Regions from separate parts of the Mus musculus genome. Here region 1 is linked to region 2. The links are chromatin loops, found by intact Hi-C in ENCODE. Cell type or tissue: left cerebral cortex. All regions are shown on one strand. Links, peaks and the distances in the headings refer to the core of each region. The heading gives the core; the rest is flanking DNA. Region 1 overlaps Akap6 (A kinase (PRKA) anchor protein 6). Region 2 overlaps Akap6 (A kinase (PRKA) anchor protein 6).

Region 1 (10,050 bases), core at 3,762-7,761, 52 kb before region 2:
TGAGTTTGAACTAGGAAGGTGGAATTAGGAGGAGATGCGGCCCAGGCACCTGCCACATGGTAAACGTCAAGCAAAGTTCTACTGTGACTGTCACAAACTCATATGCAAAGTAAAACATGCAAGACCCTGATGTCCATTCCTTTGTAATACACTCATCGGTTGTAGCTTCATGTCTCCATCGCCAGACAGAAAAGTTCAAAATATATACTTCCTCAAACAATATATGTACTAATTATATATATATTTAATTATATATATATATATATATATATATATATATATTTAAAATTGAATGTGGCTGGACTTTTCCAAATAAATAAAGTTTCCACCTACTTTTCCAAAATTGGCATATTTCTCATTCTTCATAGCAAAGAGCATAGAAATTTAAAACGGATTCAGAATCAGAACCATTTTAAACCATGGGGAAGGAGACAGTCAAAAAAGGGTTCTTAAACTAAATGCAAGATCCAATGAGGTTGAAGTAATCTACAAACCCTGGTGGCTCTGGGGGCTGCACTGAGCTCAGCAAGATGCCGCCCGTGCCTTTTGTTTGTGTAGCAGAAGGTAGCATGGATTTAGTTTGATGCCAAAACAGTCTACCATTCTGGTTGTCTTAAAGCCTTGAAACCAGAGGTTCTCAGGCCTTGGATCCCCTTTCACAAGAGTCACATATCCGCACATCAGATAATTACGTTACAATTCATAACCTTAGCAAAATTCTAGTTATGAGGTAGCAATAAAATAATTTTATGGTCGGGGGTCGCCCACAACACGAGGAACTGTGTTAAAGGGTTGTAGCATTGGGAAGGGTGAGAACCTCTCCTGAGACCTTCTCTTCTCAGAGAATCCTAATGGTAGAGTTCAAAATCCTACAGTGTTTCCATATCAGAGGACTTGTTTGTCTGCACTGCTTGTCTATGCTACGCATAGCAACCAATATGAAGTTGCTGCTGACCTATAGAAACAGTGAATCCATGGGCTTCAGCCTCCACTGTTGTAAGTCGGCTGGATATGGGAACCAGAGGGCTGAGGATACAAGGAAGTGGATATATAAAAAGAGATTTATTTTATGTTAATAATTTTTTTTACTTCACCTCATTGAAGTTGGGTCACAAAATCAAATGCCAAACCTCTTCGCATGGAAGGAATTAAACATTCCTAGCACTGCTGAAAAAGCAAGGCGCGCTCCGCTGTCTGCGTTAGATCCATGACCCAACTGTAACAGAGTGTGCCAAATAAGTCTAACCACGAACCGAGACAGGGAAAGCAGGGCGCTCTGCCCACTGTGCCAGCACAAGAACCACGTGCGTAGCAGGTGAACAAGCTCCCCTGAGAACAAGACCAGGCCGCTACCTGTCATGCAAAACCCTGGATTTTCCAGTCCTCCTTGCTGTAATTCGCACTCCCTTCAAATGCATCTTGTCCAGGCTGGTTTGCTAAAACAGCTGGATGAATCTACAGGAATGCAGAGAGCGAGGGAACTGCCACGCCTGGCTTCCCCAGCCCTCTCTTCCTTTCTCCCTTCATCCTTTGGAATTTTGATTAGATTATGACAATTTGGCTCGTTCCAGGAGCAAACACTGCATCTTCTGGCTTTTCTAGTTTGAAAAACAGATGGTCCCTTCACTGGGCCCAGGGGAAAAGGAAAACAACTTGTTATCAAGAATTTCCTTTGGCTTCTGCTTTGCAGTTTCTAGTTTCCCAACATGCAATTCCTTGACGAGCTGGTGCGCTTGTGGGCTAGAGCCAGTGTGAGCATCCAGGAAGCAGATCTGTAGCAACTTTTGTCTCCCCTTGCCCATTCTCCCAGCCCAATCCTCATCCCTGGCCCAGTGCCTTCAGAAGTCAGAGCAATAGAACCCTAACCTGTTATTTATGTTACTCGAAATCACTGTTTCGAAACTCAATGTAAATTAAGCTACGGGTCAACCTCAGAGAAAATTAATACAGAGTAAACTATTTTCTATACTGCAGTTCCAAAACCCCAAAGGGGTTTTTATTTGAGCAAAAATATACATGCTTAAAGGAGCTCCTTGGCCCAACTTGAATCGCTCTGAGTGAGACAGAGTCCAGTTTGAACTGGATTTTCCTTTGTAATCTCTGTGGCATTCCAAACATTTCTACACATCAGGATTACATCATATTCCCCCCTCCCTCCTCCCCCTTCAATACAAACAGCCATTATACCCCATTTTCATGACCTTCGGGTTCCCAGTATCAAATTACCCAGCTGGTAATTTCTATCTCCCTTGGTTGCTAAGAGATGGCGATGGTCCAGACCAAACTAATATTCCTGAACGCTGAACCTCAAGTTGCCATAGGAGTGAATGAAACTCAGCCGGAGCACAAAAGGGCTCACCATTTGGCAGCCAGGCTGTGTGTCTTTCACAGCTGCAGGAGACAGTTGGTCCAGAGAACCTTTCTGCCATCTCCCTGCCAAGTCACTGCCACGTTCTCAAGCGGTTGACACAATGGCTTTCAGCAGAAGAGCTGCCATTTACATTACAGAGATCAGTCTGCTGTCCCACCGTCTCTTCTGAATTAAGTTTCATGGTTCCATAGCTAAAGCCCCCCCCACTCCGATACAACAAGCCCTTTTAATGACAACAGTCACAGAGAAGGCACTTGTAGGAAATGCTAGTGTATCTCTCCTCCTTGTGGCCTGGCCTGCTTGTCTGCTCAGGCTCTTACTCCCCAAGCTGCTACTCTGGGGCTCTCAGATGAGCCCTTCCTGGGTATTGTCCCACCATGGCCACATCTCCCCTGGGAGCTTTCCACACTGGGAAAGCTTTTCCTGGCTGCTCTCTGGAGAGGATCCAAAGCTGGAGGGAGACACCTCAGGGCTCCTGATTAAAAGCCCTCGCCTCTACGGTAGATGCTCGAGGATAATTTGGCTAATCGGTCAGCTTGATCTGGTTTCAGATTCCTCTGACATTTTCTCATCCTCAACAAACCTTCAGAATGCAGAATTCAGAACCCCAGGTCCAGGATGGACTGCCTAGGGACCTGTGACAAACGTCAAACGTCACATTTCTTGTAAGAACAAAGGTTTCTAAGCTTTATGCTTTGAAGGCTCATTTTTCAAGTTAGAGCTCATAATTTGTTAGCCCAGGTCATACCCCAGGATTCCTAACACTCTGCAATATCTGTGTTTCCAAACAGAGTCCTGCAACAGCATGCCCAGCTTTAACTTTAGCCAATCCAGTCAGGTAGCAATGTCAGCAGGATCCCGTAAAATGGAGAAGAAAGACACAGATAATGAAATAAACTAGGAAGACACTTCATACCTTGGACAGAGGTGCCTGTGTCAATTAACACTAATTATTCAATCAAGACATTTGCCCTAGTGGGAGGCACAGACTCCATTCACCCCAATTAAGCCAGTGGATGCTGAAAGGATTTACAGGAAAAGCAAAGGAAGGTAGAATATATTCAGCAGTCGAGAGGCACGGGGATGTGAATCCGTCCTAGCTCGTGGCCGTGACCTTGGAATTCCCTGTTGACGTGTAAGACAACCCAAGAAAGGTTGTGCATGATAATCTGCAGTTTAGGACATCTGAGTTCTGCTGCAGCATGCGTTACCGTATACCCTCACCAGCAGACTGCAGGGCCAGTCACGGGTCAAATAACTTCTGCTTTCTTTAAGCCCTTCGATAATTAGAACCACAGAGATAATGGGATTTAGCCTAGCTTGTGGAACTATGTGTTAATTGCAATGATAATTTTCATGACTATGGACCAATCCATTTATTACTTTTAAATTCTGAAATTTTTAAATGAACCAACAATATATTACTTTGAGTTTTAATTTGAAATATTTAATAGCTATTAGCCCAGATTTTAGAAAAGGGGAAAATTTTGTAATATGTAAGAACCTGGCTTATCATAATTGTGCACTTAAAATACTTTCCAAACTAGCCTCAGCCTGTAAAGAGATTTTCTTGCACTTTGAAGTCTATTCTGTTATCTGAAATGGTTAGATAAGTGTCTCGGGGAATTTGAGTGAATTTGGAATAGTATTAGATTATGAACCAACTGAACATTAGCCAAAAAGAAGCGAATGGATGGCTGTAAATACTCTGATTTTCATAGGAAGCTTGCTAGGTTTAAAGGTGTGTGTGCGTGTGTGTGTGTGTGTGTGTGTGTGTGTGTGTGTGTGTGTGTGTGTGTGAGAGAGAGAGAGAGAGAGAGAGAGAGAGAGAGAGAATTAAGGCCCAAGGAAAGCCATGATTTAAAACCTCTCCTTTTACTTCTAAGTGTTCCTTTGAGCTTCAGCTGTGAAGATTTAAGCCTCGCCTCCTACTGTGGGTTCAAATCATGACTCTGTCACAGCAGACTTAAATATTTTTGGTAGTGAATGCGTGCCCTAAATTTCACAGTCGGCAGTTCCTCTCAGCTTCTGGTTCTGCAGAGATGAAGATGACAGATTGGACAGGGGAGGAATGTACTCTCTTTGTTCAGCCGCTGTGTGAGTCTCAGCAACAACCATGATACACTGAAATAAGCCACGAGTCAGACAGGGAAGTTATGTAACTTTCTCCAAGAATAAAATATCGTAAATCTGAAATTGTAATGGAAGTCTCCAGTTTTGGTTGACTACTGTCCAATGAGCACATGAGGGGAAGACATTTCTAAAACAGGTTCCTCTCAAATTTTATGTACATCTGAAACTCTGGGATATCATAAGTGAGAAGTGTGGTTTGGGAGGCAAAGTGGGGTACAGACATTTTGCAACGCTAACATCTGCCAAGGGGCTGCCTAAGCGTCCAGTGCAGGAACCACACTTAGGGCAGCAAAGCTCTGAATGTTAGAGTCCAGATGATGCTTTGTAGCTTTTTCTAGCAATAAAGAATTTTTTGGAAGTTGCATAAAGGGAGCAATATTATGTAAGACAGTCCCCGGACCTAATAGGACATTTGTACTGTGGTATATGTTATATTATATAGTAAATGCTATAATAATAATTGGGAAATTAATGTTTTGCCATTTAAGATGTTTTTTGTAAGGGCAATTAAATTTAAAGTAAACCAGTAAATCCCAGCATCTATGGGCTATTTTATTGGGAAATAAAGATAGTAGTCTTGAAATAAAATACATCACATATGCATACTGATACATACACCAATTCTTCTCATTAGTTGATTGATCCTTCACCGATCAATGATCCTTCACCGTGGAAATTAATATAAGGTTATGTAAGTTGGAAGCATCTCTAAGCATCATTGGCTGCCAGGTAGAGGTAGAAATCTGCATAGATAATCTTAGCAGCAAGGCAAGGCTGAGGAAGATGAGGCTTAAAAGCGCATTTCTCCATGAACACTAGATGGCGCTGCAGAACAAGTGAATGCCAATTGTCCAGGGGCTTCCTTTCTGGGAGTCACTAAATCTTGCCACACTTTTACAGATAGAAATCCAAATGATCTTGGGTTTATATTAGACCTTTGGACATGTTTTAAAGGCTTTTTTACTGCAGAATGCCATTAATCTATTGGGAATTTAAACATTGCACAATCTATTAGTGTTTTTAATGTGTACATGTATGCTTTTTAATTCTTCATAAATTACTTGGATAATATTATGGGTCACAAAGACCGTTCAGTGCAGTCATACAAAGGAGGTTCTAAAACTCAGCGTTGGCGATTGGGAGCAACTCAAAGCCCTCTCTTGCTTTCAGGGGCTACTTTGTAGCAAGTTGATGAACTTGATCAGACAATGCCTAGAAATGATTTCCTGGCACAAAATCTCGTGTCAGAGTAAAGCAATTTCACGAAGTTGCATTAGTTCTCGCAGTAAAACCCATGAGTCAGGGAGGATTAACATAATAGAGGAGGGATCAGCAAGCATGCTAGTGGAATGCCTGCTTAATAAGCCTACCAGTAACATCACTACAGGGTTGAAAGCAATCGTTACACGTGTGTGTGTGTGTGTGTGTGTGTGTGTGTGTGTGTGTATTCATGTAAATACACGTCACAGAGGTTTAGTTCTCTCACTCGACCTTGTTCCTCTGCTGTCGTGAGTTTTTTTGGGTTTTGAATCAGGGTCTTTCTTGATACGTGAGTTCTTACACGTTCTTCCTGCCCCTACTTCCCTTCTTGCCATAGCACTCTGGTATTACAGAGGCACAGCACCATACCCACCTTTTCTGACTTGGGTTCTGGGAATGGAACTCTGGTCATAAGGGTTGCAAGACAATCCATCTCCCTTTCCCCTAGTCCCTTCATTTTCTCTCTTTTAAAAGACTTATTATTTTTATTTATGTGCGCCTTCCCTCCAGCCCTCCTTTTTTTTTTTTTTTTTTTTGGATAGAATAGAGTTTATTCAGGGCATGGGTAGGGGAGTTGAAAGGCTTGTAGAGGCAGAGAAAGGCAGAGAGAGAAGTAGAGGCCGGCCATGCACACATGGAGAGAGGGGGGAAAGGAAAAGCGAGAGAGCAGGAACAGGAAGGCAAGAGCAGGAGCAAGAGGACCCCCATTCCTATTTTATGAAGAGCTATTTACTACTGATGGTCTGCGATGGATATCTAGAAATATTAATGTTGATGAAAACAATGTGAAAATTTTTCAGCAAAGGATTTTGCCCAACTGCTGTGCAGGGCACTGGGGGACTGGCGAGTCTTTGAAGGTTGTCATGTTGATGGTAGGACTTTGATAAGGAGGAAGAAACGTGAGTGTCTACAGGAGGTACTTGAGAAAGACAATGTTCAGAAGCAGGAAGACAGCAAAGTACACCAAAAGTGAAAAACCCACTGCTTCAAACCACACTTTCTCATGTGGCACTGCAGCTGGGTGAGCCAGCAAAGATCTTCATCCACTGGACCTCAGCAAAAGTGTTTAACATCCTGTAGAAGCTTGCAGCCACAGCATATCTACACACAGAGGCCTAAACCCAAATCAGCAAAGTCCCAGCCCACAAGGATCTTCCACTTTAATGCCGTGTGCCTTGAAAGATCTATGTGTTGTTGCTGAAGGCTTCAGTGTACTCATTTCCTGGGTAGGAAGCAAGGCATATAGGGACGAAGATTGGCACTCCTCCAGGAGTATAGAGTATGGAATATTTGGGGTATAAAACTAGCCTTTCTGATGTCATTTCTTCTCAATGTCCTTGGCATTCAAGATGCCAGCATCTTCCCCAACAATAAGCGTGTAATTATGAGCGTTCTTATCAGGTTCCAGCTCTGCACATGCCCAGTGAAAGGTTCCTTTGCCGAATCCAGTGCTTGGAGAGGTAGAGAGGCCATCACTAGTGTGGGAGGGGCAGAGAGATGGTGTCCAGAGCACAGCCAGCAGGCGACAAGTCACTTGGCGAAGTGAAGGAAGGGGTTCAGGGAGACACGGCAGCGGGACAGAAAGAAGAAAGTCAAAAATGAGAGGGGGAAACAGAAGCAAATAAAAGCAGGGCATTTTCATCTGTGGTGATGGATGGAGAGTTGAGCAATGTGAGTCAAGGGAGCGGAGGGCTCCGGTTGAAAGGAGTGTCACTACCTCAGGGCTCACAGCTGGCTGTCAGAGCACTGGGAAGAGAAAGCCAACCCATGATATGCCCATCTCTGATTTGAAGATAACACGGTCAAACAAGCAGCGGTAAGACAGGGTGTCTGAGGATGGGCCTCCACGTTTGAGGCCAATGATCACCTCTGCAATAACACTTCCTGTCTATGTGGACGATAACGTTTTTGTTACAGGTTTGTGAGAAGTCTTATATGAATGCTATTTTTAAAAAAAAAGTTTTCATTCTGGAAAATGTCAAAGATATAAAAGCAGGGTAAGAAAGAATCATAAGCTTCCATGAATCCATCACTGAGCAAATCAGATGGGGTCTTCAGCCAGTCCCACTTTATCTGAGTTCCCCCAATTATAATTAAGCCTTCTGGTAAGCAAAGCGGGTACACAGTGGGATTGCAGTACAGACAGCTAAAACACAAGAGCCCTGCCTGCTTTGTAACTATAACCACAATGCCACTGTAGATTCCATTTAAAGTTAACTCCTTAGTGTTAAAATATAAATTACTGCCTGCACTCTCTCAACTGTCGTGTTCTTATGCCTTATATTTTTAATCATTACCCAAAAAGGGGTACAGCCACTGAGTGGTAATGCGTTTCTTCTTACCTCTATTGTCACATTTGCTCTATCCCTGAATTCTCTTTCCTGGAGTTCTGCTGAAGGAACAGGCTTGTATGCCCTGCAAAGTTTCCCAGACTCCATTTTTTTTTTTTTTTTTTTTTTTTTTTTGCTTACTGTACTCGAATTGTTTAGCACAATCCCCTCTCCTGAAAACTGGCAGATCTGGAGGCTTGCTTGTGGTTAGGCTTCTTTTTCTTCATTCCTCTCTCCCCACCCTTCTCAGAATGATTGATATACGGTGGTGTGTGGTTTTGGCAAGAGGGTTGCATATGATGTCTTCCCGTTCGTGATTTTATTAGCGAGAAGAATTCACTGCGAGCTTCATGCTCCATGGATGTGGGGATCTCTGTAGTCATTCTGATTACAAAAGATCCCACCAGAACCACTCACAGGAACAACATACCCTAATTTCCTTCAAGTGTGACTGTGGTCTCCACTCCAGAACAGCTGAATCACTGGCTTGCCTTTCAGTCACCTACAGCCTTATTTGAGGAACTTTCGTGAGCCTGGGCGACTTCCTGCTCGGGACCACACTGCCGCAGCTTCTTCTCCAAGGTGCCTGAGATGCACAAGTTCAAACTTCCTGGCCGTACGCCTGTGGTGATCACTTTTTCTCAAATCCTCTTATCTTTTTTTTTTAACTAAGACATGATTTACATGCAATATAATTTATCTTCTTAAGTGTAGAGTTTGGCAACTGTTATTGAAGATAAACAGCAGCAAGACCGAGATACATACCACAGTTTTCAGCCCCTAGATATTTGCCATTTTTAGAATGTCATTTAAATGGAGTCACACAGCACGCAGTTTTTATTGTGCTTTATGTAATTCATGCAACATAATGCTTTGGGATGTATCAATGTGACTGTACACAAAAGTAGTTAATTTGTTATGTTCTCAGTAGGTCCTCTTGTCCTCTATATGGGAGACATTTTCCTCTCTCTCCTTCTCCCCCTCTCCCTCTCTTTCCCTTTCACCCCTCTCTGTGTATTTGTGTGTGTGTGTGTGTGTGTGTGTGTGTGTGTGTGTTTACCAGTGGATGGGTATCTGGGTTGTCTCCAGGTTGGAGCTGTTACGAGTCCAGCATCCCTAAGTTATCCCCTGCTGTGCTCGTGTGCATTTGTTCTTTCCTTCTAGCTTAGGCTCCTTTCCTAAAAATTTCAATCTTTCTCCCTCGCTACCTTCCTTCATTCCTTTCTCTTCCCTTCTTTCTTTTATTTTTTCTTCTTTTTCTTTTTCAGATACTGTCTGATTATACAGCCCCAGCTGGTCTGGAACTTGTTGTGTAGACCTAGCGAACATTGAATTTAGAAACTTGTCTGATTCTGCCTTTGGGGTGCTGGAATTAAAGGCACACACCGCCACACCGAGCTTACTTCTAATTTTCAGAGGTTTTTTTTTTTTTTTTTTTTTTTTTTCCGCCTGATTTTAAAGATCTTCCTTCTCTTTAATAAGGAAACTTGAGTTGTCCAAATTCAAGTATGTGTGTACATATGTGTGCATGTACATGTTTGTGAATAAACTCACTGATGCCAAAGCTGGCCCTGGGTATCCTCCCTCTATCATTTTCTACCTTATTTTCTGAGGCTCTTTCATTGATTCCGTGGTTCACTGATAGTCTACTCTAGCTGACCAGTGAGGCCCCTGGGGTTATTCAGCCTCTGGTTTATGTGCTGGGATTACAGGCCTGTGCTTGGCTTTCTTCAGATGCTAAGGATCTGAAATTGGGTCCTCACACTTTACCCAGCAAGCAGTTTACCCATTGAGCTATCTTCTCAGCCTGAGTGTTTCCAAGTCTTACTCCTGTTTGCATTTCATAATTTAAACCATTTTCTTAGTAGCTTTTGGCTTCATCAGGAGAATTTCATATCATTTCCATAGATGTGGGCATATCTTTCTGGTATACCTTCTTTATCTGCAAATACATTA
Region 2 (10,050 bases), core at 3,650-7,649:
TACAGAGGGAAAACTGGGAAGGGGATAATATTTGAAATGTAAATAAATAAAATAACCAAAAACAAAAATAACTAAAAATATATTTATTGCAATGTGTCATTGGTCTGGTTGAACATGCCTGGCTTCTGTGACACCATCAATATTGGATCTTCATCTTGACTCCTCCCAGTTATCCTGTTGTTGCCCTGTGTCATGGAGATCCGGCAGCTTTGGAACAGCAGGACCAGCCCTTTGATGAGCTCCAGTGGTTCACAGATGGTGTAGGTTTTGGGGTGGGCTAATTCATAGCTCTGGATCAAGCTTGGGTGTTATCAGCTGACCACCTTATTGCAACCCTGGGGTGAGCTCTACCACACTGTTCAGGCTAGCCCACCCAATTCTGCCAGTGGCAGGAGACACAGTCAACTCTCCTGCCCTCACACCCTGGGGGCCAGCTCACCTGTGCCCCAAAGCCTGGCTCTACTGTGCTTCCCAAGGCAGGGCCTGCAGCTGGCCAGGGCCAGGGCCACCTCACCAGCACTCATGACCCCAGGGACAGGGGGTGAGGGGTGGAGCACAACACTCCTGAGCCCAAGCCACCTCAGGACAGATGAGTAGCCAGAGTGGTTTTCCCATGCTCACACCCTCAGGGTGGCTCACCCTCACCCCTTCCACCAGGGTCAGCTCTACTGTGCTGCCCAGGCGAGGCAGCACCATACTTTCAAATACAAAATTCCTTTGACTCAATTCAGTAAAACTGCTGCACACATTTCACTAAAATAATCATTTAGAAATAACTTTAAGAACTCTATAATCAAGAAGACATTTCTAATTGACAACCGTTAGCCCACTGGAGTCTCACTGGGTATACAAACCACCCTTAAGGGCGACCCCATAGCCATCAGTAAATGCCAACACAAAACAAACTCAAGGGTATTTTTGGAGATTTTCTTTTTGTTTCAAATTGCTCTGTTTGTGCTTTTTGGGTTTTGGGTTTGTTTGTTTGTTTGTTTGTTTGTTTGTTTTTTAACTGACTGGTCTTTTGTTTAAATGTCATGATTTCTGATTTTGCGTTTTTATGGGTTTGTGTGTGTGTGTGTGTGTTTCTTCTGCTTTTTGTTTTTTCTTTTTACTTTTCGTTGTGGTTTGTTTTATTTGCTTGTTTGTTTTCCAAAGAGAGGGTGAAAGAAGGTGTGGAGTTTGGATTGGGGTGGGGGTGGGGCTTGGGTGGGGAGGATCTGGGAAGGAATGAGGAAGAGGAAGCCACCATTGGACTCTAGTATATGAAAGAGTGTTTTCAACATGTAAGGAAGAAAGAAAGAGAGAGGAGGAGGAGGGAGGGAGAAAGGAGAGAGAGAGAGAGAGAGAGAGAGAGAGAGCACTGCCTCCCCTGGTTAAGCCCGTTGCAATGATGAGGGACAGGCAATGGAGAGATCAGGGTGAATTTAAGCTGTTTCGGTGTTGGTCCTAACAAGTAAATATATTGTAGGGAGGATAACTTTTATTTTCGAAGACAAGTGAATCAGGCCAAAAGATCAAATGAATTGAGCCAAATCTTTCCACTGATGTTAATTTGCCTTCTGCTGCTCATTCTGCAATGTGAGAACACCTCAAATAACTACTATGCTTTCTCTCAGAAACAGAGGACTGTGTGGATGAAGAATTCTCAAAAGGACTGGGATTCCCAAACCCATTTTCCTATTCACAATATTCCTTCACTGTAGCTCCTCAGATATTAGATGCCTCTAATGTCAGCCTGAAATTATAACAATGAAAGGTGCCCTGGCTCCAACGGTCTCCCATGAGCAGGAGTCCTCCTGTGTTCCTTATCGCAGAAGCCGTTCCCACAGCCTGCGACTGTGCCTGCTTTCCCAGAACGGTTTCAGTAAGACAGAGCCTGTTTGTTTCAAACATCTTACTGTGGTTTTGCTCTAAATCTATCAAGTTCATGAAACAGTAAAGCATTTCAACCCAATCAGACATCTAAATCAAAAGTTAATGTCCGATTGAATCAGACTTTGCTCCAAGATGAACTGGTATTTTGAAAAATATCCATAGAGCACTGAGGATCATATATACCTAGACCTTCAAAGAAAAATACCACACATATTTTAAGTACTAGATAGATAGTACAAGCTCAAGGATGTTGTGTTTATATTGGAAGATATAAAAGCACGAGGCATAAGCTCTCTTCCACTGGATTCTTGTTTTTTAATAAATTAATTCATTCATTGTTTAATAAAAACACATAGCTACAATAGGTCTTCTGATTAGGAGCTAATGACTTCAAATCTCTACAAAGAGTACAATAGCTCTTCTATCAACCTTAGAAGACTATGGTTTGAATTCCACCAGACACTTTGGCAGCTCTTCCATTCATCAAAGGCAACAAAAAGATTTATATTTTGAATTTAGGGCTTGTCTTAATGTCAGGAACATCAAGGACCACAGCCTGGATACCACTCAAAGACCGACTCACAGTCTCTCACCTATGCCATCGGCATGCTAGGGCCTGAAAGCAAAGTCCGCCAGCTGGCTGCTCTCTCCACTTGCCACCACCTGAGCTGGGCTGCGGAGAGAAAGAGGAAGCTGCAGTTTCCAGGAGGTCACAATCTGAGCTGCTCTCTTACTCTGCGACTCAGCTAAGCCTGTAGCCACGCCCCACACAGGGGAGCAACTCGCGGCATTCACCAGCAGTTTGGTGGCATGGAAGATGACTGTGCACCCAACGTTTCCATTTTTCATGTCTTTCCCCTGTAGGCAGTAGTTTCTCATAATTGATGTGGCAATCAGAAACAGCGGGGCCTTCTCAGTAACCTATGTCTGTCTCCTTTTGACTCATGCACCACATCGCAGTCAGATCCATCACATGACACAGCTACTTTTGTTCCCACTTAGTCATTTACAGCAGCTACAAAAGAATCTCAGATACAGTCTGCTCGCTGTGGCTTCTGTTTATCGCACACTTTGCCGTGATCCTGACGTTGCTAACAGTTCTGAATGATTCAGGAGCTGACATGCCTCCTGGAGGTCCTTTGAGTTTCTTCAGCAAGAAATGCTATTTTGCCTGCCAGTTAAATGAGTGATATGGAATATTTGTAACAGTCAGCTGCTTCAATTTTTTAAAAAATAATTTGGGGGTGATCTATAATAACCTGATTCTATGTGGTAAGGGTTCTATTTCATTCTTTTAACATATAATAGAACACCAGTAGCTGGAAGGCTACAGTTTCCCTCCTTCAATGTGAAAATTGATGTGATTTTTTAAAATTAGAATACAATTACATCATTTCCCCTTCCCTTTCTTCTCTCCTATTCTTCCTATGTATTCTGCCTTGCTCATTCTCAAATTGACTACCTCTTTCTCTTTAATTGTAGTTGTGGGATGTGTGTATGTGTGTGTATCTCAAAATATAAATGCGATCTAAACAGTCCACAGAATATTACTTGTACATATATGATTTCAGGACTGACCACTTAGTAATTAGATAACCAATTGGAGAGTCTTCCCTGGGGAAGACGATTTCTCCTGACCTCAGAATTCCTTAGTCACCTGTAGGTTTTTGTCTAGAGCTGGGGCCCCATGAGCCCTCCCCTTTCCTTCTTAACATGTGTATTGATATCATACTTGTTTAAGTCTTGTTTAGACAGCTGCGTTGATGAGACTTCAAGAGTGCAGCCTCTGTGACATTTCTGGGAGATGCAGTCTCGCAGCAACCTTCCTGATTTCCTAGCTCCTACAGTCTTTCTGTTTCCTTGTCTGCTATGATCCCTGAAACTTAGATACCGGAGTTGTGTTGTAGATCTATTGGTTGGAGATGGGCTCCATACAATCACTTATTGTCTGCATTTGTATCAGTTGTAGTTTCCTCTAATGGTCTCCATCTGTTCTTTCTTTAAGGTGAAACATATTACTTATCTCTGTGTATAAGGATAAATATTTAAAATGTAGATGTGGATAATGCTGGTTGAGTCAAGTGACAGTTGTAGGTTCTTCTCCAAGGTTCATTATTTTACTAGCCTGAGGTAGTTGACTAGGTTTCCAGGACCAGGCGTGGTTTTCCTCTTGTTGATCAGATCTTACATTCAGGTAAATAGCTGAAGGTTACTACCAAGACATGAGCACCACTATTATACCCTTTGGAATACTGTGCCACTCTGGTTCTTGTGGTTCATAGTTGTCGTTGATGGGCAGGGTCCCTTCGAGGGTTGCTTCCCTCCCTTAGAGGTTTCTGTGGTGGTTCTGGTACCATGAAAGATAGACCAGAGGGGAAGGAGATTTTCAGGGTAGATCAAGTTTGGATCCTCAGAATCCTGTGTCCAAAGTGTTTAGTGTCTTCAGAAATAGGAGTTTGTTTTCATCCTCTGGGAGGTAATGAAGAGCAACTGACATAGCTCATGTTTATGATATGAAATTTCTAAAGAAAACAATTAGCCCTATCTATAAGAATCAGAGGGATATGCTAGCTGACAGTTTAAGGGGAGAAGGGGATGGTTGGCTCCGTTAAATTTGCATTGACCAAAGTATTCTGGCAAAAAGTGAATCAGCATGAGCTCACCCTTTATGCCCCCCCCCCCGCCCCGCCCACACACACACTCCCAACAGCTGCAGCTCCTAAGCTCAGTGTCTTCTCACCTGAAAAGAGCAGCCTCAGCACTTCTCAGTCAGGTTTCCCAAAGGATGCTTTAAAGGAGGAAATGCCTCGCACTTAACAAACTTCGTCAAAATGTGCCGAGATGTATCCATATCTAAATGCAGCAAGGTTTCCATTACAACAGAAACCTGGCGTGCAGGAAGAACATTGTCCCAAACTCAGATTATAAAGCAGTCACTTGAGTCAAATAGCACTGGGTTTTATTCTTCAAGGACTTATAAAGAAAAAAATAGACAAACTGGGCTTCACAAAAACTTAAAACATTTGTAAACAAACAAACAAACAAACAAACAAAAAACCCACCCAGTATCAACACAAAAAACAGCAAGAGAAATACCAATAAATAATGTATATGAAAAAGGATCAACAAATAGAACATACAGAAAACTTAAGGACACAAAAACAAAAACAACCCAATTTTAAAAATGAGCAAAGAACTAAAATATATATTTCTCCAAAGAAGGTATAAAATGGCTAATAAATCCACAAAGCATTATCAAACATCAGCAACCATTAGGGAAACGCTCACCAAAGCTAGAAGAGACTACCTCCCCAACAAACAAACAAGCAAGCGAAAGCATGAGGGTGTAGAAATATCAGAACCTTTATGTTAACATAAGTATGAAGCAACCCAGCCCTGTAGGAAACAATGTGGCAGTTCTGGAAGAAATTAAAAATAGAATCAGCAGCCAGAAAAGATCCAAGAAAAAAAAATTCCCTTTTTGGATACAGAGCCAAAAAGGAACGAAAACATCCTCAGAGAGAGAAAATCGTGTACTCGTGTTCAATAGCAGCAGTGTTCACAACAGCCACAACATGGAAGCAACCAGGGCTCATCCATCAGCCGATGAATGGATAAACAAAATGTAGTAAATACACACAATAGGGTATTATTCAGGCTTAAATGGGAAAGGCATTCTGACACAAGATGAATGAACCTCGGAGACAGTATGCTAAGTGAAACAAGCCTATCACAAAAGGACACATACTCTATGATTTCACTTAGACAGCCAAAACCACAAAGACGGGCAGTAAAGTGTGGGTAGTCAGGGGGTGAGGGAAGGTGAATAAGGAGTTACTTCTTGGTAAAGTTTACAGACAGGGAGTAAGATGTTTGTGGGGATGGCTACACAACGATATGAATGTTTTTAATTCCACCGAGTGATTAATTTTAAAATTATTCTTACCAAAAATGCTTATAAAGAAGAAAAATATATTTTTGCACATGCATGAAATTCCCGACATATAAATATATCTAAATAAAGGTGATCTTTATGATAAATTCATGTCACGTGTCTCTTAACAGAATTGTTAATAAGTGAGGTCTAATAATAAAATCAAGGGAGTGTCAAAAATCATGAAAGTTCGAATTCTATAGATCTAAAATTTCAGCTAAATGAATATTGGATCTCATATTGATACATGAATTGATTTCAAGCACAATTCAGGACACAACCTAAAAACACATAATCAATATTGTGATTGTTAGTGTTAATTGTCAACTAGACAGAATCTAGAATCACCCGGGAGACAGGTCTGGTCCTGCCTGTAAGGGATTTTCTTGATTACGTTAATTGAGGTAGGAAACAGCATCTTAACTGTGGGCTGCACCATTCCCTAGGCTGGGATCCTGAACTGTGTAATGGACCATAGATAAACATGGTGAGACTAGTATTCACTGTCCTCTGTACCTTATTGTTGACTTATTGTGAACAGTTGCTTCAAGCTCCTGCTGTCTTGACTTCTCTGACTGTACCACAGAACCGTGGGCAGGAATCAACCCTTTCTCCTTTGAGTTGTTTTTTGTCAGAGTATTTTGTCACAAACGGGAAAAGAAGCTTAGATAACAACCAAGAAAATTTCTCAGTACTACCTGAATATCGGCATCATTTCAACATCTGCCCAAACCCTGGAGAATGTGTGCTGCCACAGAAATACTTTAGGATGGCATTATCTCAGAGCTGCTGTGAGTCACTGTCTGTAAGGCATTAGATCTCCCAAAGAATATGTAACCATGAAGACTTGACCATACACACTTCTTAGATACTAATTCTTTCTGAGTACCAAGAATATCTAAGTCCCTAAAGTACTGGAGACACATATCTAAACTCTCATCCTGGATTAACCCTTTCCTCTCCAAGTTTGTTTTGGTCATGGTGTTTTGTCACAGCAATAAAGAGCGAATCAAAGTCATCCACTGTCACCAACCATTTCCCTCCCCTAGGACAAAACTGGACAGACATAGAAACCACTCAGAAGTTTCAGTGGGCCATACTCTTTCTCAACTTGGCTATAAAATGTAAGTGCTTTAAATATTTCTTTATATTTTGCATTACCTCAAAATATTCTCTTAACAGTAGAAATAACATATATTAATATATACATGTATGATAATAAATGTCTACTATGGGATAAGGTTAGCTCAAGTGAGTCTTTTTTCTCTATCAAAATGCAAACAAGCAGGTCAATGAATTCTGCTGCAAAATTTCATAAGGGGAGCTCTGTCAACCAGGAGAGTAAAACCTCCTCCTGAAGGGATGGACGTTCTCAGAGTAGAGTAAGCAGAACATCACGCCCTCAGAGGGGACTGTTTGACCTAAGTTCTGCAATGTACCACGGACACAATACTTACAAATGGCTATATCTGGGAACTCTATCTCCAACCACCATTTTCTGAAACTGAGCTACTAACATTAGCTTCTTTTTGTTGCTGTTGTTGTTGTTTCTTTTTTTCGGGACAGGGTTTCTCTGGACAGCCTTGGCTGTCCTGGAACTCACTTTGTAGACCAGGCTGGCCTCGAACTCAGAAATCCACCTGCCTCTGCCTCCCGAGTGCAGGGATTAAAGGCGTGCGCCACCACGCCCAGCTTCTAACATTAGCTTCTGATAAGAGCTAATTTTATAAAAGTCAGTATTACATAGTTTGGGGTTTTTTTTTTTTTGTCTTTTGTTTTTTGTTGTTTTGTTGTTGTTGTTGTTTTGTTGTTGTTGTTTTGTTGTTTTTGATGATGAGCCAGAACTGACACACGGGCAATTAAAAAACACAATAAACAAACAAAACAAAAGCAATATGTCTACTCTTAAAGATCTCTGGGTAATTGGCAAAGTCAGAAATGAGGAGTTGTGTTAAAAGAAATAACGTCTAAGAAGATGTGTAAGCTAAATCCTTAGCTAGCAATGGAGAAAATAACAGGCAGATTTACATATAGGAAGACCGCCCAAGTGCCCAGAACCAGTGGCATCTATTCAACCTAGGTGTGAGGTGAACGTGGTCAAAGAATAAAATCTTCTGGAAGCCAATTTAGTTATTTATGTATTTAGGTAAATTATATTCATTGTTAGAAAATTATTTTATTATAACTACTAACAGAATAATGGTACATGCTAGTGAGACTCACTTTACGCTTTCCATACATGCATGTAACATGCATTAATCATAATGTTCACTCTCCACTCTCCCCTTTCCTCTTCCAACTCCTACACAGTTTCCAACGTTCCTCCTCCACTCTCAGCTCCTCTTCTTGGTTTTGTTTTTTGTTTTTTTTTGTTTTTGGTTTTTTGGTTTGTTTTGGTTTGGTTGTTTGTTTGGTTTTGAGTCTTTACATTTAAAAAAAAGAAGTGATATTTGTATTTCTGGCTTGTTTCACTTAATACAATATTCTCTAATTTTATCCACGTTCTTAAAATAATAAGATTTCCTTCTTCTTTGTGGTTAAATAATACAGGCACGCACATGTACAAGCACATAACAATAGCATAATATTTATGGGTGTGCAGGCATCTCTAGTGTTTGCTGCTTTGAGGCATAAACCCATAAATGACACAGCTGGATCGCATGGTACTGTATTTTCAGTCTTTAGAGAACCCTCAATGCTAATTTCTATAGAATCAGGACAAGTTTACATTCTATCAGCAGTGTAGAGGGTTGCTTATCCTTCACACCCTTGGTAGCATTTCTTTCTTTGTTTCTTTGTTTTTATAAAAGCCATTCTAACTGAGGTGATATGGAATCTAATTATAGTTCTATTTGCATTTCCCCAATTGCTAAAGTTATATTGATCATTTTAAACATCTATTTATTTGCATTTATATTTCTTTCAAGACAGATGTTTCAGTGGTTAACGCACTTGGCCACCAACCTTTGCAACTGAATAGGATTCATGGGACCACTTTGGCTGAAGGAGAGAATGAACCACTTACACTTTTTATTGTCTTAAAGAAAATGCTTTCAGTTTTTCTCCACTCAGTATGATGTTAGCTATAAGACGATTGTATATAACCTTTACTGTATTGAGTCATAATCTTTCTATGCCTGGTTTATTTAGGGCCTTGTACTATGAAAGGGAGTGAGTGTTATTAAAGGCTTTTTCTTCATCTGTTATAATCATGTGATTTTTGTCTTTGGTTCTATTTTTATGCTACATATGTCCAACCTTGCATCCCTGGACTAACATCTGTTTTCCATGGTGTATGGCTGTTTTTACTATGACGTTGAATTTGGTTTGTGGTGTATTTTGCTGAGGGTTTTTGCATCTAAGTTCAGGAGTATTAATTGGTCTGTAGATGTGGTGTCACTGTTGCTGCTGGTGGTGGTAGTGGTAATATTGGTATCCTTGCCAGATTTTGTGGTAGAGTAATGCAGACTTCAGAGAATACATTTCAAGGGTTTTCTTTCAATTTTATGGGATAGTCTGAGAAGTATCACAGTTATTTCTCCACTACAAGTTGGTAAAGGTCAGCAGGGAAGCCTTCCCATCTGAAACGAATTTGAAGACTTGTTACAGGTCTGACATTGTTCCTTGTTACCTGTCTGCTTGGGTTTTTATAGCCTCTCCATTCATAGAAGTCCATAAATATGGATTTTTGTGGATTTCCCCCAATGTATTAACATACTGTTCTTTTAAAAATTGGTCTGGGATATAGGTCAATGATGCAGTGCTTCTCTGATATCCACATGTTTCCTTCATTTTGTTGATTTTCTTTGGATTACTTTAAATATTTATTCTTTATTTCTGTAATTTAAGTAGAATTCTAAGTTCTTATTGCTTGGAGTATATCCTTCTCCAGAAAAATTAGAATAGAGGATCTCTTTTCTAAGACACAAAATATAGCTGTAGGAAGGAGTAACCTACCCTTAACTTGGAAATTTGGTCAATATATACCTACTGGATGTTTACATTTATCTTTCATATTCTATTAATAAACAGCCTCTTTATCCAACAACAGAGTTTCTCAACCTTGACACTGTTAAAATTTGGCTCAAACCATTCTTTGTCACGTCAGCACTATGGAGTGCTCAGCTGCTGTGGTCTCTGCCTACTATGTGCAAGGAATATTCACCCACTTCTGCAGTCGTGACAATCAGAAGTGTCTGTAGATACCACTGAATGTTCCCTGGGAAGTAAAAGCCTCCAGA

The links. Hi-C counts contacts between places; a loop is a spot of excess contacts. Peaks named below come from ENCODE experiments on the same cell type or tissue, not always from the same donor. Only the 100,000 strongest peaks of a DNase experiment are listed, where the experiment ranks them.
Region 1: it touches region 2 in a loop (3-fold over the local background); 3 of 42 quality-filtered maps call a loop at or near these places.

Annotation. Positions count from the first base shown.
Region 1 is chr12:52,827,700-52,837,749 of GRCm38, reverse strand. The region is part of intron 2 of Akap6 (A kinase (PRKA) anchor protein 6); the gene reads right to left. It overlaps Gm51971 (a long non-coding RNA gene), which reads right to left. Exons shown (of 2, transcript XR_003950181.1): 2 at 5,938-10,050. Among named protein-coding and RNA genes, the nearest start is that of Gm51971, 34 kb to the right of the region's middle. In left cerebral cortex, for the core only: a CTCF peak has its summit at 5,321 (motif pointing right); DNase peaks (open chromatin) are centred at 4,411, 5,312 and 7,059; H3K27ac peaks cover 1,075 bases.
Region 2 is chr12:52,775,808-52,785,857 of GRCm38, reverse strand. All of the region lies in intron 1 of Akap6 (A kinase (PRKA) anchor protein 6), which reads right to left. Among named protein-coding and RNA genes, the nearest start is that of Gm51971, 18 kb to the left of the region's middle. In left cerebral cortex, for the core only: no CTCF peak of the experiment used is centred there; DNase peaks (open chromatin) are centred at 4,640 and 5,383; H3K27ac peaks cover 632 bases.